2 separate regions of the Homo sapiens genome follow, and region 2 is linked to region 1. The links are chromatin loops, found by intact Hi-C in ENCODE. Cell type or tissue: heart left ventricle. All regions are shown on one strand. Links, peaks and the distances in the headings refer to the core of each region. The heading gives the core; the rest is flanking DNA. Region 1 overlaps SEPSECS (Sep (O-phosphoserine) tRNA:Sec (selenocysteine) tRNA synthase). Region 2 has its middle 57 kb from the start of LGI2.

Evidence for each region. Hi-C counts contacts between places; a loop is a spot of excess contacts. Peaks named below come from ENCODE experiments on the same cell type or tissue, not always from the same donor. Only the 100,000 strongest peaks of a DNase experiment are listed, where the experiment ranks them.
Region 2: a loop joins it to region 1, with 2.7 times the contacts of the local background. A loop is called at or near these places in 4 of 110 quality-filtered maps.

The regions. Positions count from the first base shown.
Region 1 is chr4:25,141,193-25,149,192 of GRCh38, reverse strand. It overlaps SEPSECS (Sep (O-phosphoserine) tRNA:Sec (selenocysteine) tRNA synthase), which reads left to right. Exons shown (of 11, transcript NM_016955.4): 7 at 4,060-4,189; 8 at 4,328-4,419. Among named protein-coding and RNA genes, the nearest start is that of SEPSECS, 15 kb to the left of the region's middle. In heart left ventricle, for the core only: CTCF peaks have their summits at 3,924 and 4,130 (motif pointing right); no DNase peak of the experiment used is centred there; H3K27ac peaks cover 814 bases.
Region 2 is chr4:25,079,353-25,096,515 of GRCh38, reverse strand. No RefSeq gene overlaps it. Among named protein-coding and RNA genes, the nearest start is that of LGI2, 57 kb to the right of the region's middle. RefSeq lists enhancers at 7,869-8,412, 10,261-10,761, 10,762-11,262. In heart left ventricle, for the core only: no CTCF peak of the experiment used is centred there; DNase peaks (open chromatin) are centred at 7,965 and 10,731; H3K4me3 peaks cover 831 bases; H3K27ac peaks cover 3,126 bases.

The DNA of each region.
Region 1 (8,000 bases), core at 1-8,000:
CCAGCTACTCAGGAGGCTGAGGCAGGAGAATGGCATGAACCCAGGAGGCGGAGCTTGCAGTGAGCCAAGATAGCCCCACTGCACTCAGCCTGGGTGACAGAGCGAGACTCCGCCAAAAAAAAAATAAAAGCTCCAGAATACAATAAGAAAGGTGCTCTTGGAGTTGCACATCCCTAATACTCTGCTTTGTCATTACCTCTCTGCATTTGGGAGGTGGTTTTACTAAAATTTTAACCAAAAAATAAAACTATAAGATGGATGAATAAACTTTTAAATGCAGATATTGTTGCAGATAATGTATTACCTTCTAAAGTTGACATTTGTTAAAAAATTTCTTTGATACCTAATATCTGGGTATATTTATGGAGTGCAAATGATATTTTGATACATGTACAGATTGTGGGATGATTAAGTCAGAGTACTTAGGCTATCCATTATGTGGCATTTATTATATCTTTTTGTGTTGGGAACATTTCACATACTCTCTTCTAGGTATTTTGAAATATACAATACATTGTTGTTAACTATAGTCACTGTACTGTGCTATTGAACGTTAGAACTTATTAAAATGGACATTTCTTTAAAACAAAAAAAGCAAATATATAAACATTCTATTTTTCCCAAATTGGCCTTCACCAAAAGAGGTTGTGGCACTATTGATTTAAATCAAATGAATACTTGAGTCTTGTTGAGTGCAGGTTGCTGTTTCATGACATTCTAAAAAATTAAAGTTAGCCTTAATTCATCTCAATAGTCCTTATTGTTAATATATACCATTTACTACACACTCTCCATGTGTCAGGCATCCTACTAGGCTTTTTTTTTTTTTTTTTTTTTTTTGAGACGGAGTCTCGCTCTGTCGCCCAGGCTGGAGTGCAGTAGCGCGATCTTGGCTCACTGCAAGCTCCGCCTCCCAGGTTCACGCCATTCTCCTGCCTCAGCCTCCCGAGTAGCTGGGACTACAGGCGCCCACCACCATGCCTGGCTAATTTTTTGTATTTTTTAGTAGAGACGGGGTTTCACCGTGTTAGCCAGGGTGGTCTCAATCTCCTGACCTCGTGATCCACCCGCCTTGGCCTCCCAAAGTGCTGGGATTACAGATGTGAGCCACCGTGCCTGGCCCTCTACTAGGCTTTTAAAGTTATCAGCTGAATCCTGACAATTTAAGGTGTACTTCTTATTCCCATTCTGCACATGGGGAAATAAAATAAGTGGGATTAAGTGACTTCCCTAAGGTCCTGTAGCTACAAAATAGCCCATCTAGTTCAGTGCGACTCCAAAGTCCCATTTTTCTGTTAAAAAACAAAGTACTAAAATACTAATACTGTAAGTCTTTTCTTGAGAAAATAATATTGCAATAATCAATCAATGAAGAAAAGTATAAATAAATTTTTTTTATTTTTATTGTTTTAACATTATGTTTTTAACTTTTTTGTTTTTAAGATGAGACCCCAGAATGACTTAAGGCTGAGCATATAGAGTATTCTGTATGCACATAACCCCACCTCCAGGGGAAGTTAGTTTTGAGTAACCTATATTTCTGTTTATATTTACTAAAATGACGAATTTAAGAGATTCATGAATTATGGATGTTAGGATAGATTAATGGAGAGGGATATAGTAGAGTCACAAAAATATGCATATAAGACTGATTATTTTGAGTCACAATGGATTGTAAAGTTCCAAAAGTGTGGGAAGCAGCAACTTTGCCTGTTCAGAATTTGAGAGAAGTAGGTATTACTACTGTTTATTCACAAACCCAATTGTCACTTCATTCAACAAATACTTTCTGGGTTCCTGCTTGTGTACCAGGCACCAGGGTAGGAACTGGAGATGCAATAGTGAATCCAACAAAATCTTTAACCCTCATAGAGCATTCTATTTTTTGTGCGAAAGCAGAGAGTAAACCTTGAGTATGACAAGTCTTGGATAAATGCTCTGGTATTTGGGGAGGATGGATATCATTAGATGGAGTGATCTAGGAAGCACTCTTCAAGAAGTACATGTGAGTGGAGCTCTGAATGATGCAGGAGGAAGCTTTGCAGCTCTCTAGAGAGAGAGATTCCAGTCAGAAGCTAACAGCCAAGACTCTGAGGCAGGAGCGTGCTTGGAATATGTGAGAAATAGCAAGGAGGCCAGTATGGCTGAACCATAATGAACAAGGTGAACAGTGGTTGTAGAGCTTTGAGGTGTGTTAAGGGTTTGGGATTTTGTTTTTGGTATGATCATTGGCCATGGAAGGATTTCAAGCAGGAAAGAGTGACATGCTATGTGGGAAATAGACTGTAGGGAGGCAAGAGTGGAAGGCTGTTGCAGCAACCCATATGAGATTTTTTGGTGGCTTTGGCCAGGGTGGTAGTTGTGAAGGTGGTAATAAATGCTTTTATTCAGATGTATTTTGAGAGTGGATTTTAGAGCATATACTGATGACTTAGATGTAGCTGAAAAAGGGGGTCTTGTACCATTTCTGAGATTGGGTCTGGCCTGTTTGTTTTCTTGCCACAGAATGTGCTGCCTTTTAAATGCTTTCTGTGTTTTAGTGATGGAAGGGTTCTAGCAAAGTCTGGTGCATTGATTCCTCTAGTACTTCTGCTTCCAGTTTAGGTTCCTGTTTCTCTCAGGAGGCCTTGGACAGTACTAAAATGTTAATACAAAGGCAACTCTGACTGTCCACTTATCTTTATATGCTGCTACTTCGCATGTTTTCCAGTTTTTTTTATTCTGTTAGTCTTATATGCATCTCTCTATTTTCCTGTGATATGGTGAGATTTTCTCTGATCATGGTTTATTAGGAAATTAGAAAGAAGAGGAAGAGGAAGGTTAAGATTTGAACAGTTGTATAATGGCCTCCAGAGCAGCTGCTCCTCTTCCCTGCTTCGGCTGCTTCCACCTGTTGCCTGGATCTGGACTCTGAGATTAGGCCAGCTATCTGCTCCTTCTGTTCTCCCTCAGATAGCAAGGTGTGAAAATGAAGGTCAAATATGGTTATAATATTAATAGGAATACAGATTGTGAATACAGATTGAAAATCTGTGGCTACAGATAAAGAAAAAGACTATGTTAGTTGTAATTTAGACAGTATCTCTATTTTTAAGAGGAGAAAATTGAAGCACATTAGACAGAAAGTTGGATGAGGACCGAACTTAGTTTTACATTTCTAGTAGGTAAGTATTCAATTTTTCACCGGAATATTAGATTTTCACTGGAAGTTCATTTGCAGTGGAATGAAATCTAAGTTTATAATATTAGGGAGCATGAGTTATGTAGAAACATTGCTTCTAGAATTGCCAAGAGTATACAAATAAAACTTCCATTAAGTGATGTTAAAAGTAAAACTTTGCATTTGTTTTTTATCTGAGTGCTTAAAATGGTCATACAGGTAGTAGATTGTCCAAGCATTAAAGAGAGGCACATGTATAATTAACTGTTTGGCAACTCGGATGGCTATAGTCCATTAGGTTATGGTGGCCACCCTCGAACTCACAGAGGATGTTTAAAACCACTTAATAGTTATAGGACCCATTGTAGACATTTGTTGTCAAAAAAAGGAGCACAGATGAGAGGCATGGGATGAATCCATTCTTTCTTATCAAATTTTAAGGTGTAAAGCTTTGTTTCATTAAAGTTCCCACCTGAGCTGATACTGAAACCGTGCTTGCCTCACAGAGTTGTTATGAAGATTAAATGATTTATGTGTGAAAGCAGGTTGTAAACTTAAAGTTGCACATATAAGGAGCACCATTAAAAATTTTGGTTTAATACTTAAAAACATTTTCTTGGCACTATTACAAAGAAAATAAAAATAAAATTTTTCAATTGTTTTTTCCATGCATTGTTTTAATGGTGTTTATTTTTATTCTAAGGTAGAGTTGACAAAAATTGTATATATTTACAGTGTACAATTTGATGTTTTGATGCATGTATATATTGTAAAATGGTTAAATCAGGCTAATATATTAATTAACTCAAATAGTTATAATTTTTTGTTGTGGTATTTGTTTGTTAATAGCAGTTGTCTGTTTTCCTAGCAACTAATATGTAATATCATATTGATTCCAGGGGGCTCGAGTTGGTAGAATAGATGCTTTTGTTCAGAGCTTGGACAAAAATTTTATGGTTCCAGTAGGTGGTGCTATAATTGCTGGCTTTAATGATTCATTCATTCAGGAAATCAGCAAGATGTATCCAGGTAAATAAATAAGTTGCTTTTCAGAAAAAGTAGCTAACAAACAAAAATCCATTTGTACATAGGCTATTGTAGTAAATCTTAATTTCCAAAGCTACCCCCCCACCACAGTCTTAATGTAACTTATCCTTCTTATTTCAGGAAGAGCTTCAGCTTCACCTTCTTTAGATGTCCTTATTACTTTATTGTCACTTGGATCAAATGGCTATAAGAAGCTACTAAAAGAAAGAAAGGTAAGCTTTCCCTTTAGGTGTCGAATAACATTCTTGACTAGAACTGTGCTCCAAATCATTGGTGTTTTCTGCCTGTTGGTTTCTTGCACTGGGAGGGAGACATCTAGTATGGTCCGATAGTATTTATTCAGATCTGGAACCACCATAGGTGGTTTCCTATTACTTTTTGTCAGCCTGTCTATCCAGATATTACGAGGAATCTGGGTTAGGTGATTTTGCTTTTATTTATTTACTTTTTAGAAACTCCTGCATTAGGGACTCTTATTCAATAAAATTCAATTCATTTATCACTTAAAGGTACTTAAAGGTAGAAGCTCTTAAAAGACAAATGGATAAGTCATCTTTTTAGTTTTTGGAAACTTGAAAATTGTTTAGGAGTGAGATGTCAGTCACAAGAGGAAGAATCAGGTCAGAAGTTAGCTCTATCTTTTTTTTTTTTTTTTTTTTGAGCGGAGTCTTGGGTTGGAGTGCAATGGCACGATCTTGGCTCACTGCAACCTCCGCCTCCCAGGTTCAAACCATTCTTCTGCCTCAGCCTCCCGAGTAGCTGGGATTACAAGCGCCCGCCACCACACCCGACTAATTTTTTGTATTTTTAGTAGAGACGGGGTTTCACTATGTTGGCTAGGCTGATCTCCAACTCCTGACCTCGTGATCCACCCGCCTCAGCCTCCCAAAGTGCTGGGATTACAGACGTTACCCACCACGCCTGGCCTATTTCTTGTCATTATTGAACGCTGAACTCATTGGTTATATTGGTTATGAAAAGAAGTTACATTTATATTTGAAAACATGACTTTATCTCCAACACAACTAGCTTAATTCAGGACACCTCCAAAAGACAGAGCTTGTATAGCTAGGGCAGGCAGTGTTTTATTCATCTTCTATCTGGGAGAGAGTGAGTCCTCTGGTGCAGTTTTTAAATCTGATAACTTTCTAGCACTTAACAACAATTGTAGTCCCTTATATTTATAATAGTACTTTATATATTCTAAAGCATTTTCATATGTATTATCTCATAGATGATCTCATAGCCTTAGGATGAATACATAACAAGTTTAAAAATCTTGTGCTCTGTTTTACCCCAGTCTTCCTTCCCCTACTAATTCATTCCATGGGATAGTAATTGTTTAATTGTGAGGACATTTCTTAAGATTTATGTGATATAGGAAAAGATGCTCAATGTCATTAGTAATTAGGGAAATGCAAATTTAAAACCACAATGAAATACCACTACACACCTTTTAGAATGGCTAATGTACCGAAATATGCAACAAGATAATGACTCTCAAATGCATTATGCTAAATGAAAGAAGTCAGACTCAAAAGGCTACATATTGTACAGTTTCATTTATATGCCATCCTGGAAAAGGTAAAAAATATAAGGAAAGAAGAAAGATTAATGGTTGCTAAAGGGTAGGGATTGGGGAGGGAACTTTTTAGGGTGATGAAACGTTTCATGTCTTGATAGTGGTAGTGGTTTCATGACTGTATATATTTGTCAAAATTCATAGAAGTGGGCACCTAAAAAACAGACATCCCGAATTTTACTATGTGAGCAAATTGTACCTCAGTAAGTCTGACAATGAATTTTTATACAATAAGAATAAAACTCTGGTTTTATAAACTCCAAATTGTAATCATTCATGGTCGTAGATTGTTGTAGCCAAGAGAAGACTGTGGCAAATCTTTCAAGAAAACAGATCCATATGTCAGATAACAACTCTCTATAGATGAGGAAAACTTGTCATCTGCTTCTATGAGAGTTTAGTTGTTTCAGTGGTTCTTAGCTCTCCTATAACTAGTCGTTTCGTCCTGGAAAAGTTTTAAAGATTTTATTTCCCCATTTGTGAAAGACACAATTGATATCTCAGGCCACTTTTAGTCTTAAAAGACTCTAGAATATTTCTTAAAAGAGTTACTTCCTGGACTTTGGACATAATAATCATGGGAACTGGCCTGTAATTTAGTAATCCAGTATAAGGCATATTGGTAATATAAATTAGACATTTTGTAAATTTGAGTTTTTCTTTTTAACGCAATGGTCTCTTCAGTTTCATGTTACCTCATACCCATTTTTACCCTTATCAAGCTGTCTTGGCTTCCCTCCCTGCATCTGAATAAGCCCACTTAAAATAGCGTAGTCTAAAGTACGGAAATGCAAAGGTAAAGTTGAATGTGGGATAAGATTCGAGTAAACATTTACTGTGTATTTATTGACCACATGTCATGTGTCAGGCATATAGATATATATAGATATAGCAGTCAATACAGTAGATAAAGATACTTGCTCTTGAGGAGCACACATTGCCTATGGGGGAAACCAGCAATAAACAGGCAACATAATATAGAAATTACAAAGTTTGCTTGAAGGTGAAAAGTGCTATGAACAAAAGCAAGAATAAGGAGAATTTGGGATGATGAGGTGGTGGTGGGAACTGATTTTTAAATATAGTGATTAGGGCAGGCCTCATTGAGATGGTGACTTTTTTTTTTTGAGATGGAGTCTCGTTCTGTCACCCAGGCTGCAGTGCAGTGGCGTGATCTTGCCTCACTGCAACCTCTGCCTCCCGGGCTCAAGTTATTCTCCTGCCTCAGCCTCCTGAGTAGCTGGGATTACAGGCACACATCACCATGCCTGGCTATTTTTTGTATTTTTAGTAGAGACGGGGTTTTGCCATGTTGGCCAGGCTGGTCTTGAACTCCTGACCTCATGTGATCCCCCCACCTTGGCCTCCCAGGGTGTTGGGATTACAGGCATGAGCCTCCGTGCCCAGCCCAATACCGTGACATTTGAGTGAACTTGAAGTTTGAGGGAATATACACATATGATGGTGAAGTGCGTTTCAGGCAGAAAGCCAGTATCAGGACTCTAGGCCAGATGTGGACCTTGGGTATTTGAGAAGCAGCAAGGAGGCCAGTGTGGCTGGAGCAAAAAGAGCAAGGAGAACTGTGGGAGTTGAGGTCAGGGTGGTAATGAGGGTGGGGCTGATCACGTGGGGCCTTCTAGGCCACAGTAAGGTCCGTGCCTCATATTCTGAGTGAAATAGGGAGCCACTGGAGGTTTGAATTGAGTAGAATGATCTGACAGGCTTTGAATGCTCACATTGATAATAGATTGGGGGGCAAGGGCAGAAGCTGGATGGATACCTGTTAGGAGCCTTCTATAGTGGTTAAGAAGTGATATTGGCTGGGAGCTAGATGGTGGCAGTGGAGGTAATAAGAAGTGGTTAGAGTCAGGTTTGACCTGAGCAATTGGAAGGATGGAACAGCCATTAGCTATGATGGGGAAGCTGTAGGTTTTGGGGGAAGACTAGGAGTTCAGTTTTGGACAAAATTGAATTTGAATTGACCTTAAGATAGAGTTGCAAAGTAGAGAGTAGGATATACAAGTTTAGGATTAAGAGAGAACTGGGCTGGAAATAAAAATCTGGGAGTTAATTGGCCAAGAGACTAGATGAGATTGCAAGACAGTGAGTGTAAACAGAAAAGAGGTATAAGGACTGAGCTCTGGGCACTACAGCATTAAGAGGTCTGAGAAAAGCAACAAGCAAAGGAGACTTAGAAGGAACATTCAGTGA
Region 2 (17,163 bases), core at 3,654-11,653, 56 kb after region 1:
AGTGGCCGCAGAGGAGAGCACACTCTTGCTGCTCTGTCTGTCCGAGTGACAGTCCTCTTGCCTGGGACGGGCAACATCGCCCCTGGGGGAGTTGGCCAGGGCAGGCCGTTGGAGGCAGTGGCAGCTGCTGGAACCTTCCCAGGTAGTTGCCTCTAGACCTGAAGAATGGGCCTTCCCAAAGCGTGCACTGTGGAAAATGCAATTTCTGCTTCTTGCCTCCTGCGGCTTCAACGGCTGCAGAGGTAACGCCCGGAAGAGCTATGAACATGTCAGAAAGCAATCGAGGCGACTAAATCCTGGCTGTCACCGCACAGGCGCGCCTAAGTCCCGATCTTGCTTTACCCACGGTCTTGGCTCAGGCCCCCGCTCCTGATGGAGCACGGGATGGGGGGTGCAGGGGGAGCTGTGATTTCCAAGAGGCTGCCAGATGGCGGCGAGAGGCCCGGCGCACACATGTCACGCCGAATGACAGCCTCGGAAATGATGCAGATGGAGCAGGAGCCCTTTAGCCACAGTGGATGGCATTTATGCAATTCATTGAATGCCTAGGCGGGAAGTAATGCTTCCTGATAACCCGCCGGAACCGCTCACTAGAGCTCTGATAGGCCGAGACCAGCGCATTTCCAGCAGCGCAGGGCTGGTGCAGTCAGCATATGGGGGTAATGTGCGTTGGAACCATCATGCCCTGGAACCAGATAATGCAGTTGCTCTTGATGTTGCTGACTTAAGGCCAGATGAGTGGAGGACAGACGAAGAGCAAACGGCTGTGCCCAGGACCGCCCACTCCTCCGGGTTATTTTCTCTGCCACCTCCCACCAAGAGGACACTCTTCCTCTCCTTTAACCAGCGAACCCACCCCCACCTTCAAGAAGCTTTCCCGGATTTACCAAGGGCAAAAGGCCACCTGCCCTTTCCTTAGGATCACTTTTCAAACCAGGTAGTTTCCAGTACTAGAATCTCAGTTGTTTTACCCACTGACTGCGTGGCCTTGGGCAACTCTCCGGGCTGCTGGGGAGATGGAGTGAGGTAATATGCAAAGAATGTAGACCTGGCCGGGCACGGAGGCTCACGCCTGTAATCCCAGCACTTTGGGAGGCTGAGGCGGGCAGATCACGAGGTGAGGAGTTCCAGACCGGCCTAGCCAACATGGTGAAACCCCCTCTTTACTAAAAATACAAAAATTAGCCGGGCGTGATGGTGCAGGCCTGTAATCCCAGCTACTCAGGAGGCTGAGGCAGAATTGCTTGAACCCGGGAGGCAGAGGTTGCAGTGAACCGAGATCGCGCCATGCACTTCAGCCTGGGTGACAGAGCAAGACTCTGTGTCAAAAAAAAAAAAAAAGAATGTAGACCTGTGCCTGGAACAAAGGAAGGCTCATTATTAGAATTATTATACATAATATATAATCCATATGTTATTACACATATTACATATACACATATTATAATATATAATATACATAAAATATGTACATTGTATATATAATTTACCTGTATATATGCAATTTAGTATACCTGCATGCGTGCAATTATATATTGTAATATATAATCCATATGTTATATACACATATTACATATACACATAATATGCATATACATAAAATATGTACATGGTATATATAGTATATCTGTGTATATGTATTTAGTTACATATAAGTTACATATTAAGTTACAAATTAAGAAAAAGAAAATATAAAGGGAATGGAAATCCCTTATTATCTGTATTGGGTCATTTTCGCATTGCTATAAGGCAATACCTGAGACTGGGTAATTTCTAAAGAAAGGGGTTTAACTGGGTCACGGTTCTGCAGGCTGTACAGGGAGCATGATGCTAGGATCTGCTTGCCTTCTGGGAGGCCTCAGGAAACTTACAATCATGGTGGAAGGCGAAGAGGGAGTGGGCATCTCACATGGTGAAAGCAAGAGCAAGGAGGTGGAGGTGCCACACTTTTAAATGACCAGATCTCTGGAGAGTTCACTATCATGAGGACAGCACCATCAAAATTGTGCTAAACCATTCATAAGAAATCCACCTCCATTATCCAATCACCTCCCACCAGGCCCCACCTTCAACAATGGGGATTCCATTTCAGCATGAGATTTGGGCAGGGACACACATCACTGTATCACCTTCCTTCTGTCCCTGGGGGGTGGGGGACAGTGGTTGTGGGAGAAAAATGGCACTAGAGAGAGATTGAACAGGTCACGTAGCTTTTCCATTCCCAGCAGCCATGGCTGGAGTGGGTAGCTCTAGGAATATCCAGACAGGCACAAGTGTACTAGAGCACACAGAGCTTGCACCTTTTCCACTGGGTAGTCAGGACTCAGGGGAGGCTGCAGGCCCCAACGCGGCTCTGGAGCGATGATGAGAAGCAGAGGAGGGAAGGGGAGCTGGCTACCACACAAGCCTGAGGTGGTGCTTTCCAGCTTCCTGCCCTCTTTTGTTTTGAAAAAACCAAGCCCTGAAGGGAGAGAAATTGCTTTTTTTCTAAATTCCTTCATTTCACTATTTAACATAGGCCAGAAAACAGGCAGTCACAGGAAGAAAGGGACACAGGCTGCTGGTTAGACTGTGAATTTTCTAAAGAGCTGGGTTTCTCTTCTGCCTCACAACCCAGGGTACACGTGGAGAGACAGAACTTGGGGGAAGAGAAAGTGAGCCTTCAGCCAGCAGTGTGGAAGCCAAGCCCAGATGGAGAGGCCCAGAAGCCCTGGAGCTCAGGCCTGTCCAGTGGCCTGCATGTGGAGCACCAGGAGGGCCAGGGTTTGTTTCTCACTCTGCTTTCCTGAGCTGCGTGGGTTGGACCCAGAGGTTCCAGCAAACCATGGATAAGGAAACTTGGAAGCAAGCTAAGTGCCAATGCATCTGCCAGGGGCAAGGAAGGCAGTCAAGGCCAGCGGGTAGATGCAGAAGTGTTTTCTCAGCTGCAATCCCACTCCTGATACCCCTTCCCTGCTCTCCATTGAGGAGAGATCTCTGATTTTTCTTTCAGGTAGTAGTAGATAGAGTCCCAGGGGTAGAATGATGATTGACCTAGCCCATCATGGTAATCCCATCCTCCTTTGCTAAGGATTAAATTTACCAGCCTCTCTTGCAGCTAGGTGTGACCATTGTTTTAGTTCGGGCCAATGAGATGTAAAGGAAAGTCTGTTGAGGAAATTTTGAGAAAGAGAGTAAGAGCAAGCCAAGGAAGAAGTTCTGAGAGCCAAGGAAGAAGAGATGCTGACTTTCTGCCTTTGAATGTAGCCATGATGTCTGGAACAAAAGCAGCCATCTTGCTACCATGAGGTAACAAGCATGAGGATGAAAAGACAACCATCCATAGATGGCAGAGTAGGAAGACAGAAGTTGGATCTTTTGCAAGAAGATCTTTTGTTGAGAAACTAAACCAAAGGCTCTAGGCCTTTTCTTGAGTAAATTGTAAATGACCTTATGGTTTAATCCACCAATAGTTGGGTATCTGATACTTGCAGCAGAGTGTATTTTTGTTGATATACTAAGTATTAGGGTTCAGTCAGGAAAATAGAAACTACATCTCTTTTTTATTTTTATTTTTTTGAGACAGAGTTCTGCTCTGTCGCCCAGGCTGGAATGCTGTAGTGCAATCTCGGCTCACTGCAGCCTCCACCTCCAAGGTTCAAGTGATTCTTCTGCCTCAGCCTCCTGAGTAGCTGGGATTACAGTCTCATGCAACCATGCCTGGCTAAATTTTGTATTTTTAGTAGAGAAGGGGTTTCTCCATATTGGCCACGCTGGTCTCAAACTCCTGACCTCAAGTGATCCACCCACCTCGGCCTCCCAAAGTGCTGGGATTATAGGCATGAGCCACCATGCCCGGCCACATCTATTATATTAACAGAGATAGTTTAATACAAGGAATTGGCTGAACTGAGTATTGAAAAGGCAAACTGGGACCACTGAGATCTCAAAGAAGTAGTAGCTGAAGGAAGCAGCTTCCATCCTTAAGACTGGAGAATCAGAAGAGGTCGGGGTTATGAGGACTTAGAGGCATGGAGGAAGTGCCCTGTAAAGCTGGTATCCAGGCTGGCTCTGGAAGGGTGGGAAAAAGCTGGAAACAACTGCTGCTGCAAGGCTGAAGGCTGGTGCTGAGGCTGTGCAGATGGGAACAGGAAGAAAACAGGAGGAAACAAGCTCCTTTTCTCTGCTCCGCTGCCTTCCGGTTTCCCCTGAGAAAAAAAGAACTTTTATCTGAGGAATGCAAGTCCTTTTAAATGATCAAGCCCAGAGAGACAAGACAATGAGACAGCACTCTCATCCTACACTTCACTTTGAGCTATGCATTCATCTCTTGAAACTGCTTACTATTACCACAAGAAGCTGTAAATTAACCCAGTAATGCCACACCAGACACTATAACCCATACCCTGTAGCTTCACAATGTATAGCCAATCCCTAATTAATGTTATTTCTGTAAACCAATGAGGATTCCTGACAGCGTTGTAGCAGCCCACTGCCTCCGTGTCCCCTTCTTTCCTTTAAAAACCTGCTTTTAAGAAAGGCAGAACGAAGCTCATAGGCAAGGTTACTTGGGTCTGAGTCTTCCAGGCAGCTGTCCTCACTTTGGCTTAAGTAAACTCTTTAAATTACACTTCATGCCTCAGCCTCTTCCTTTCAGGCCAACACTCTCAACCAATAGAATGTGGCAGAAGTGACAAGTAGGTAGGCTCCGGAGCCTGGACCTTGGAAGGCCTTGTGCTTCCCTCCTGCCCATCTTGGAATATTGCCCTGACATGGCCCTACCATGAAGAACGAACAGTGAAAGACCATATGGAGAGAGATGCCCAGCCCAGAGAGCCAGAGCCCAGCTGCCTCACCAGCTGCTAGCGGAGTGCAGCTGCATGAGTGAGCCCAGGTGAGTCCAGCAGCCAAACCACCCAGCCAACCGCACGAATTGGGAGAACTAAATGTTAGGGTTTGTTATGCAGCGATAATAGATAACTGACACAATGTACAATGAAGACAAGAGTCAACTAAGGCAGAGCACCCAGCAACAGGACTTGATGGTGCTAGGGCAGATAGGAGGGGAAGCAGGGGAGGAAGAAGGGGCAGGGACAGGTGAGAAGGAAGGGCCTGGGTCTCTCTTCTGACCTTTTATTATTATGACTATTACTTTTGAGACAGGTCTCTCTCTGTCTCCCAGGCTGGAGTGCAGTGCTTCGATCAGAGCTCACTGCAGCCTCAAACTCCCAGGCTCAAGTGATCCTCCCACCTCAGCCTCCTGATAGCTGGGACCATAGGCACGCACCACCACACCTGGCTAATTTTTAAATTTTTTTGTAGAAATGAGGTCTCAGTATGTTGCCCAGCCTGGCCTCAAAGTCCTGGACTCAAGTGATCCTCCCACCTCAGCCTCTCAAAATGCTGAGATTACAGACATAACCCGTGGCACCTGGCCCTGACCTCTTATTATTGAGGCTCAATGAAACCACAGCTGTTAGTTGGTTTCTTTGAGCAACAAACCCATGACAATGTGGCTCCAAAGCATAGTCCAGTCCTGCTCCTTGGAATGCTGTTCCCTGGCTCCTCATCTAATTTTATGCACCCTAATCCTCAGCTTCTATTGTCGTGTCCTTAAAGCAGTCCTTCCTGACCCTCAGTCAGGACCCTCTATATGCTCTCTGAAGGCACACTGAGTTTTCCTACAGAGCACTCATCTAAATTTATAATTATTTATTGTTGTATTTCAAAGGATCCAGGCCCACAAAACCAAAAGAGCTGATGCGTCAAGACCCTATGAGACATGATGAGTAATAGCAGTAATAGCAGAACTTCCCAGTCCCTCACCCTCCGTATGAATTTCTTTAGATCATTGGTTCTCCAAAGGTGGTCTGGAAATCAACATCACTTGGCATCATCTGAGAACTTGTTAGGAATATACATTCCTGGGCCCTAATCCCAGTGATACTGAATCAGAAACTCTGGGGATGGAGCTCAAGCAGTCTAGGATCTGTCCTGGTGATTTTGATGATACTAAAATTTCAGAACGACTAAGCTAGACATCAGGGAGAAAGGTGAGTTGCGGAAAAGCAAGGAATGAGATGAGATCCTGAGACAAGATAGCCCTATGCCAGGTCCCTCCCTGCCTGGTGTGCCCAGAGGAGGAGGGTGGTGTCAGAAATGCCCAGGAGGTTTGGAGGGGATTGGTCTGAATACACAAGGATCTATGCCCAGTTTCCCAAAGAGATCTCAGATGAGGCATGACTGCATGCTGGACCCACAAAGCCACCCCCTGGCCCACTGTCAACAGGGCTTTGGGACATGTCAGGGAAGACCACTTAAGTTCCTCCCGAGGATCATTCAGACGGCCAAGCCAGAAAGGCCCAGATCTCTGCCCTCATATTTTGCATGTTATTATTATTATTATTTGAGATAAGTCCTCACTCTGTCATCCAGGCTGGAGTGCAATGGTGCAATTATAGCTCACTACAACCTCTAACTCCAGGGCTCAAGCGATCCTCCAGCCTTAGCCTCCCAAATAGTTGGGACTACAGGCACAAGCTGCCACACCTGGCTAATTTTTTAAAGTTTTTGTAGAAATGAGGTCTCACTGTGCTGCTCAGTCTGGTTTCTAATTCTTGGGCTCAAGCGATCCTCCCACCTCAGCCTCCCAAAGTGCTGGGATTACAGGTGTGAGCCCCAGTGACTGGCTGCCTGTTATATTGAACAAAACTGAATTATGGGGGAACCCCATAAGGTGTTTTTCCTGGTCAAACTTCAGGCAAATTGGGAGCTGCTCAGCAAATCTTGAAGACCTATGGTCCAGGGAGATATCCACTGATACCCTGAATTCATCTTCCAATTCCTGGGCACAATAATAAAATCTGCTATTGACTGGCCTGACAGGCACTTTTCCTGCATTTTATCATTTAATCCTCACTATGCCTCAGTGAGGGAGGGACTACGATATCCCCATTTAACAGATGAGGAAACTGAGCTTCAGCGGTGTTAGGTAACTTCCCCAGACCCATTCAGCCCGGATGCGGCAGGGCCAGGACTTGACCCCACGCCTATCTCTCCCCAGGGTCTGCACTGACAGCCTGCCTGTTCCACTGCCGGCCTCATTATTTTTTGGAAACACATTTCACACTTTTCTTAAAGAAGTAGCAAAATGAGCATCTCGGCAGAGAAATACACAGTGCGCTGCGCTGGCTCAGGAGGTGGAGAGAGGGTCAGAGGCTTCCCCTGCAGCTGGTAGGCTCAGCTGTGGACTCCGAAGATGATATTCATTCTCTCTCTCTCTCTGTCTCTGTCTCTCTCTCTCTCTCTCTCTCTCTCTCTCTGTAGTCATCCTTTGCTCCAAGCACCAAGGCTGAAGAGCATAAACAGCAGGCAATGCATCTCCCCGAGTTTATTTACTAAAACAACATTTTTTATTACCAGGACATGTTCAGAGCGAAAATATGACAGCCCACATTTTATGTCGCCATTGATCTTTAATCCGAGCCTGCCTCGAGGTTTCCTATAAAATCAGGGCTTCCTGGTCCCAAATGTGATTCCCGCACCCGAATGAATGACGGCCGGGGCTGCTCTTTTCTCATCTGAAAAGGCTGAAATTGCTTTGTGTAAATGGGGAGAAAATGCTGATATTTGGATTCTATAAATATCTCGCCTCCTGAGCGAGCAGCGCCGGGTTTCATCTGTGCGGTCTCCTTGGAGTGTTTGGGGCCTTATCACTTGTATCCAGGGTGCGGCATACAAATGAGCCCCCGCCCCGCGCGGGTTTGGAACATTTGGGCGCATCTGCGGTTCCTGAGCGGGGATGCTGCGGAGCGAAGCAGGACGTGGCCCACGAGAGCGGCGGGGGCTAGAGATGAGCACGAACCTCGCTTTAGGGGAGAGAGCCGCGCACAGCCCCTGCCCCCCACTTCCATTTGCAGCCGGCGCCTGCCTGCGTGGGAGAAGCTTCTATCTATAGCGCGCTATTTTTAGCTCCATCATCTGAGGAACCTGACAGCCAGTTAATGACTGGGACCCATCGCGGCGTGTCTGCCGCGCTGTGGCATTCGCACGCCAGGAGCAGATGTGCTGAGGCTCAAGGTTGTTGCATCTGAAAGTGCCCTTCCTTCCCTGGGAGGTGGGGCTGTTTGAGCAGGCCTGTATCAGGGGGCGTCGCCCCCCACTTTCTGACAGTCCTCATAGAGCAAGGAGGGGGCATCTTACTCATTTCTGCTGCAGTGAATGTCTTCTTCCTGATGCACGCCCTGGCCCCCCTTCCTAGACAGCGCAACCTGGAGAGATGGAGGGGACAGGGAAGGCTGGGTGGCAGCTCTGAGCGATGACAAAGGACTCCTATTGTATCTTGGGGAGATCGGAAACCTGGGAAGATCAGGGCACAGGCACCCTAGTTAAGAAGCTGTAATTTTTCCCCAAGGAAGGAAAATTCTGTGTTTCAGAGATTTAATGCCTTTCAGAGAGGCTGTACTCTGTGTTGGGCTGAACCCCTGATTTTATAGATCAGGTATTCTCAGAGAGGCCCAGCGACCTGCCCAGGCCCACAAGGACTGACTCCCTGCTCCACGCCCTCTGCACCTGCTGAACCCAGGGCCAAGTTACAAGTCAAGGGGCTGGTTATACTCAGTGAATGATCCCAGGGATGTGTTCGGTGTTTGTGCACTCATTCATTCTTTCACTCCTCCTACATACTTGGACCTGGGGTGGGCTGACTGGCTGAGTACCAGGAAATCAGACCCAGAGCAAGGGGTGACATGGAAAAGCCAGTGTCACGGTCCCTGCTGGGAAACCTGGGAGAAAGTCTTGGGTTGACAGTTAACATCACAGATGTGCCTGGGGAGAGGCCCTCTGTCAGGCCTCCTGGATAACATCAACAGCCGACATATGCAGCAGGTAGCGCGTGCCAGGGCACCGTCCTGAGCGTGTTACAAGGATCAGCTTAGAGTCCTCACTGCAACCCCTAAAGTTGGTATGCTGTTATCACCCGCATTTTGCAGGGGGAAAAAGAGAGGCCAGAGAGGATAGTGACTTGTTTGAAGTTGCCCAGCTGGTGAGTGGAGGGTCTGCGATTGAAACTGGGGCCACCTGGCTCCCTGTTCACCCCCTTAACCATTCTTCTGTACTGCATCCAGGTCAGGGCTATCTGACTTGCCTCACTCAGCCCAGCCCTGCTTGAACTTCCAAACAGGCTCCCTCACTCTCAGGTTCCCCTAGAACAGCACTGTCCAGTCACAGCACTCTCTATGATGGTGGAAATGTTTTGTATCTGCACTGTACAAAGGGTAGTCACGAGCCACGTGCAGCTACTGACTGTTTGAAATGTGGCCACTATGACCGAGAAACTATTTTACTTAATTTCAATGTCAATAACCACATGTGGCTAGGGACTAGCACTTGAACAGTGCAGCTTTAGAAGGCCGGCTGCACACTTTAGTCAACTAGGGAGATTTGAAAGATAATTATGCTAGGACCTATTCTCAGAGATTCTGATTTTGGTTGTCTGGGGTAGACCAGGGCATCATTATTTTAAAAGGGCTCCAGTTGATTCAATGTACAATGAAGTGTTGAGAATCACAGGGCTCCATGAGATCCCAAGTCCCGCTAGCCTTGTCTGCCCTGTAGTAAGCCACCCTCTGTTCATACTGTGGCGGATACTGTAAGTGACTCATTCAACACTGCTCCTATTCCTTTTATCCCTCACCTTCCTCTACTACAGAGGCTAGAAAGCTAAATACTTCATATCTCTAATGGCCATGCAGCTGGAAATGCCCCTGTAACACTGCTCTGGCCAAAGAAACCTAAGCAGAATTCTGCTGGCTGTGTCCCATCAGCCACCTTCTTCCTGCCTAAGATGAAACCAGGTATCTAGTGTTGTGGCAGCCATGAGGGAAGACTGGAAGAGTTGCAGTCAGTTTGCCTTGATATCATGCTAAAGACACAAACCCAGCAACTGCCTGCTTCTAGACATTTTGTTTTGGAAAACAATAACAACCTATTTCCTTAAGTCATTCTAGTTATATTTTCTGTTTCTTACATTCTGAAGCATTTCTAGCACAGCCATCTTTATTATCCTTGGCCTTGAGATTGTTCTAAAGACCAAACATGTTAATGTATGGGAAACCACTTTGCAAACTGTAAAGCACTCAGTGAATGGACAGTGTTTGGAATTGGTCTGGAAACACTGCCAATCTCTGCTTTATGTAATGAATCTAAAAGCAAGAGCATGAAGGCCGTACTATTTCAGGGTGAGCTGGGGAGCATTTCCAGGAGGATTTTGGTGAAGGGAGATGCAGAGTCCTGGGAATAAGATGATCAACTTGTCCTAGTTTGGCCAAGACGTTCCCAGTTTTAGCACTGAAAGTTCTGTGTCCCAGGAAACTCCTGTGTCCTAGGAAACTCCTGTGTCCTTGGAAAACCGGGATAGTTAGCCACCCTGTCTGGAGCATGCAGCACAGAGATCTACCAGCCACTGCAAAACATCTGCTTTTGGAGCAGGTTGCTAACTCACCCCAAAAGGCCTGGCCACTTCTTACTGGGAAATCTATCAGCTGATGCACTGTGAGCCAGAACTTACTCTACTCAGCATTTCAGCTGTGGTTGCTGGTCATGAATTAGTGGCGCTTTGAAATGTTCACACACTTCCTTCAAAGCCTCCATTTCTTTTTTTCTCTAAGTAGGAGGAAGTGTGTGGGAATCTGCCACTCCTGGGGAGCAGGGCTGGCCCGTGGGCTAAGTGCCCAACTGTCTTGCGCAGTGCCCTGCCCAGAGCCAGCCTCCAAAACACACGCTGCTTGGTGGAAAGGCACCAGGCTGGTCTTTGGCTCCAGTCCTGTTCCCCATCCCCAAGGTGCTGCATCTGCCTCTGGGTCACCCCCCACCCCTGCCTCTCCTCAATTTCATTCTAGCCGGAATGACTCCTTGGCAGTAATTATGCTCACCCCTTTCATCTGAATGGCATGTTTCCGTTTGCAAAAGAATCTCATGCCTATTATCTCTTTTGATTCTTCCAATAGTCCTGGGAGGTGCTTATTAGTCACTTTATCCTCGCTGCTGAGGAGGTTGAGGTGGGAGGATCGCCTGAGCTCAGGAGGTGGAGGCTGCAGTGAGCCCAGATTGCACCACTGCACTCCAGCCTGGGCGACAGAGCAAGACCCTGTATCAAAAAAAAAAAAAAAAAAAAAAAAAAAAGACTAAAAGCCCTTTAATAATAATAATAACTAACAGCCATGTGCCCAGCACTGTCCTAAGCATCTGTTGATTCTTCTGGTCCTTGAAGTCTGTGCTATTTTTCACTTCCATCCACAGATGAGGAAACCAAGGCACAGGGAGGCTAAATAACTTATTTATTGTCTCACAGCTAGTGAGCTGGGATTATAAATCCAGGCTGCCAGCTCCAGAAGGCATGTTTCCAGCCATGCACTGTCCTGCCTCCATAGACATCCTGCTGAAGAATTCCAGGAGCTGGCAGCACAGGGTAGTTGGAGGGCCTGTGTGGATCCTGCATGCCGTCTGTGCTGTTCCCATCAAGTATGAATTTATTTTAAAATACCATGCTTCCTGAAATGACCATGATGCCCTGGCAGGATTTGGGGGGTGTGTTAATTTCCTGATGCTGCTATAACAAATTGCCACAAACTTGGGAGCTTAATACAGATTTAGCTTCCGGTGCAGGAGGTCAGAAGTCCTAACTGGGTCTAATTAGGCTAACATCAAGGTATTGGCGGGGCTGTATTCCTTCTGGAGGTGCTAGAGGAGAGGCATCCTTTGCCCTTCCAGCTTCCAGCGGCTGGCTGCTTTCCTTGGCTGTAGCCTCTTCATTGTCAAAGTTGGCAGCATCTTCCAGTCTACGACTCTGACCTCCTCTTGGTAAGGATCCTTGTGATTAGGCTCACCTGGATAATTCGGGATCATCTTCCCCTCTCAAGATGCTTGACTTGGGTTAGTCGCGGTGGCTCATGCCTGTAATCCCAGCACTTTGGGAGGCTGAAGCAGGCGGATCACAAGGTCAGGAGTTTGAGACCAGTCTGGCCAACATGGTGAAACCCCGCCTCTACTAAAAAATACAAAAATGAGCCAGGCACGGTGCCACGTGCCTGTAATCCCAGCTACTTGGGAGGCTGAGGCAGGAGAATAGCTTGAACCCAGGAGGTGGAGGTTGCAGACAGCTGAGATCGAGCCATTGCACTCCAGCCTGGGCAATAGAGCGAGACTCCATCTAAAAAAAAGATGTTTGACTTCATCACATCTGCTAAGTTCCTTTTGTCATGTAAGGTAACATATTCATAAGTTTTGGGAATTAGGACATGGGCATCTTTGGGAATGCCTTACTCTACTTACTGTAAGGTTGAGGCAGAGTTTGAATCCCAGCTCTACCATGTGATGCCTCTGTGCCTCAGTTTCCTCCTCTGTAAAATGGGGGATGATGAAGCTGCTGGACATACCTCCCTCTGAAGATTGTGAAGGTCAAAGGGGATGATACATGTTCAAGTGCTTTGCAAAGTTCTATGAATGTATAACTCCTTATTATTGAATAAAATAGTACTCAAAGAGAAAGACTGCTTCAGGCCAGCCCAGGACCAGTTAGAAATACTTGCCTTCTGCAGCCCAGAAAACTCAGCTCCAAGGTTACCCACTATAACTTTTGCTTCCATTGCCAGACCTGAAATGTGAAATAACTGCTCTCTGGCCATTTCGCTCAGTGAGTCTCTTCTTTTTGACCAGAATCAAAGTCAAAGTCATGGAAGAGTCCTTTCTCATGTGGGGCTGCATCAACTGAACACTCCTCCTAAGGGAGGAGACCACCCCTCATATTGTCTTATGCCCAATTTCTGCCTCCAAAGAAAGAAGAAGTAAAAACTAAAAGGTAGAAATGGAATCCACAGGCAGATTGCCCAGTACCACACCCTGGGCCTGGTAGTTAAAAATCAACCCCTGACCTAACTGCTTGTGTTATCCATAGATTCCAGACATTGTATGGAAAAGCATTGTGAAAATCCCTGTCCTGTTCTGTTCCATTCTGATTACCGGCGCATGCAGCCCCCAGTCACGTACCTCCTGCTTGCTCAATTGATCACGACCCTCTCATGTGGACCCCCTTAGAGTTGTAAGCCCTTAAGAGGGACAGGAATTGCTCACTCGGAGAGCTCGGGTTTTGAGACGAGTCTTGCCAACGCTCCCAGCTGAATAAAGCCCTTCCTTCTTTAACTCGGTGTCTGAGGGGTTTTGTCTGCAGCTCGTTCTGCTACATTCCCACTTCTGTGAAGATTTAACTTCATGTGGGAACATCTGCTCAACGTGCTCCTCATGCCCTTCCCCTCCTCGCAGTCCTGTGTTCTGGGGCAGAGTGAGGAACAGCAGCGGATGCAGAATGAAGTCCATGCATCTTCTCTTTCAAGGGGCTGGCACTCCAATGGGGTGAGGCTCTCTTGAGGGGTCACCGGGGAAGGCATCCAGCATGACATGGCATGTTGCACCACAAATAACCAAAAGTACTTTTCTCAGTCCTTTCCACAAAATATCTCACTGAATCCTCAGAATAACCCTAGGAGGTAGTTATGGTCATTTTCCCCATGTTGCAGATGAGAAAACTAAGGCTCAGAGAGGTTTAACTGCTTGCCTGAGGTTACACAGCTAGTAAGTAGCAATACAGGTGTCTAGAGGCTGTCACCATTACCCTTTACCACCGCTGTGGTCTCGTCTTTCTTTCTTTTCCCAACTCAGGGACATTTACATTTTAACAAGACTCATAGGCCTTAACAACTACATAATAATTATGAAAAAAAGAATATAATGATGGAAATATTAATAATGCATGAGACCAAAGAGGAGAGCTATAAAAGTTCAGAGAAGATTCATAGGTAGAAGGAAACTGAGAGAAGATACTGCCGTGGGCTTTGCAGGGGGTGAACTGTGTGGTGCAGGAGAGGTAAGCCACCTGCGGCCAAGGCTTCTCCAGGCCAAAGCCGTGAAGTTAGGCAGGTTTGGGGGCAGTTAAGAATCCTGTTAGATTGGAGTGGAGAATTTGTAGCCTATGTCGGAAAGTGAGGTTAGTCCCACTCATTCATTCAACAAACATTTACGGAATGCCTTCTGCAGGCCTGTTCTCCTTGGTACTGGGGAGTTAACAATGAAAGGACAGATGACCCCAAGCTCCTGGAACTTCCACTGCATTGAAAGAGACAGATAAGGACATACTAATGAGAACTTATCAGGGAGTTAAGTGCTGAGAAGAAAATAACACAAAGTCAACGGCCGGGTGTCAGAAGAAGCAATCCACTGTGAGTTCTGAGCGTCCCTGCTCTTGATTGCTGGGTATGCCAGGAATGCCAAACCATTCTGCTTTTACCTGGGCTATTTCTCAGGGTTGTGTTTGCAACAGGCAATCTTGTTTCCCACCAGACAAAGAGCAGGTTTGTTTACTGCTCACTTTCCCAGGATCAATGTTCTTTGCGTGTGATGGAAATCACCTGTAATGTGTGCCGTCTCCCTGGGCCTGCCTCTGTCACCCCCACAGGACTTGGGACGCATTGAGACCCAAGCTAACATCATGGTCTCTACTTGCTCTGCTGTGACTAATAGAAGTTCCTTTGACTCTGACCCAAAAGTCTCATATCTTCTGCCAGCATCCATAAAACAGTAGCAGGCTAACTTTTGTTTCCTTTTGAGATGGAGTCTCTCTCTATAACCCCGCCTCAGCCTCCTGAATAGCTAGGACTACAGGCGTGTGCCACCACACCCAGCTAATTTTTGTATTTTTTGGTAGAAACAGGGTTTCACCATGTTGGCCAGGCTGGTCCCAAACTCCTGACCTCAAGTGATCCACCTGCCTCAGCCTCCCAAAGTGCTGGGATTATAGGTGTGAGTCACTGGACTCGGCCAGGCTAACTTATTAGCTTGCAAGTAGGGAATGTCTCAGACTCTTCCCAGACCCTGAGAGAATGATGGTGGTAGAGTAAGGACAGGAGACAGGTGTCTTAAGGTGATCTAACTTTGATCTCAAGGGGCAAGGAAACACCACCTGACCTCAAAGTCACATGTCAAAGATCTAGGAGGTAAAAAAGAACAGTAACATTATCATGTTAGTTTGTTTTTATGTCACTATAAAGGAATATCCAGGACTGAGTAATTTATAAAGAAAAGAGGCTTAATTGGCTCAGGTTCTGCAGGCTGTACAGGAAGCATGGTACTGGCATCTGCTCCTGGTGAGGCCTCAGGGAGCTTACAATCACGGCAGAATGTGAAGGGGGAGCAGGCTTATCACAGAGTGGTAGTGGGAGTAAGAGAGAGAGGGAGGAGGTGCCACACTCTTACACAACCAGATCTCATGTGAACTAACTGAGCGAGAACTCACTCATTACCAAGAGGAGGGCACCAATCCATTCATGAGGGACCCTCCTCCATGGCCCAAACACCTCCCACCAGGCTCCACCTCCAATATTAGGAATCACATTTTAACATGCGATTTACAGGAGACAAATATCCAAACCATATCAATTACTAATTAGGTGATTCAGGAAATTTCATCTGGTGACTGCAGGGCAGGTGGGAGCATTGTTAGGCTTTTCAACATAAGAAGAGAGTGAATGTGATGGCAATGTGTTATGCTGTCTGTAATTTCATTTAAAATATTTTAACAGAAATAGTGTAATATCCAGTGTGTGTGGGTTCACTTTAATCTATTCTTTAGAGACAGTTAACATTTTAAGTGTTCTAATCACAACACTGCAAGGGTGGTTTGTTAGCATTTAATAACTTCAAGCCAGACGTCTAACCTGAGGTGGCTACCACAAGATTTCAGTTACTATTTTTAAATTTCAGATCAATGTCAGAGGCTTTGTTAGCTAACATAATAGGTGCTAGAAGTTATTTTTGTTATTGGTGAAATAAGGAGCATTCAAGATTGGCTTAATGTATTATAGCAGGACCCCTGCTCTTGAAGAACTGAATTTAAGAATCCAAGGAGCCCAATCTTGGCTGCATATTGTAATCACCTGATGGGAAGCTTTAAAAAATATCAATGTAGTATCTGGGCTCTACTTACAGAGACTGACTTAATCGGCAGACTTGGCGCAGGCCAATGTAATGGTGTGTTGCTGGTGTGCACCCTGGGAATTGGGATTTTTAAAGCTGCAGTGTGATTCTAATGCATGGCAAAGTTTGAGAAGCATTGCAACAGCTCACACTTCAGTCTGTCTCTTAGGAGCTATGTGACCTTGAGTAAGTTCTTTAACCTCTCTGAGCCTGTCTCCTAATCTGTAAGATGGGTGTGATAATATGCCTACCCCATCTGCTGATCATGAGGAATTCATGAATTATTCCATGATGAGTGCTTAGAATAGTGTCTGGCAAGCAGGAAGTTATCAATTAAGTGTTAGCCATTACTACGTTATTCTTATTCAACTATTTTTACTTTGATCTTTGGAAAATTTCCCCAGGCATGATTATGGTGTCTAGCTGCTATCTTGGAGAATTCATGTTCCTAGTCCGCTGTAACTAATTGGCTGAAACCTGCCACTGGAATATTTGCCCTAAATGAACCTTTCATATGAGATGCTGTTGGAACTCCTAAAAAGAGAGAGGGTGCCAGAACTTGATCTTGCTTCCAGAACAAGTTGTAGGCAGGAACTGTTTTAGTGTCAGTTTGCTAATCAATGTCTGTGTGGGCAGCAGGAATCTGTATGAAACTTGCTTTCAATAAAACTGAGAAGGAGGTTTGTGGAGTAGTGATCTTTGACCCATCTCTACCTCTGGTTCAGATGTTCTTATTTTTTTTAGGGCCTTGGACCCTTTAAGAGTCTGGTAATGCCTCTGGATCCCTTTGCAAAATAATGGTTCCAAATGCATAAAATAAAATACTTATTACTACAGAGGAAACCAATTATATTACAGTTATCAAATTATTAAAAACAAATTTATTATATAATTATATATGTACTTCCTTGTTAGTATCTTAAAGAATGAAGTCAATTGTAATGTGATATGAAAAAAATATGTGATTTCTATTAGCGACAGTAGAAATCACTTGTGACAAAGCCACAAGAATTTTTATACTACTGTGGTTTCTTGTCTCATTTGTAACGAAAGGCAATGCTAAATTTCAGTTAAACATTAATGAAAATAAAGATGTTATCTTTTTCCCCATCTGTGTTCACAACTTTCTTGAATTTCATGATTCTTGGGATAAACACCCTT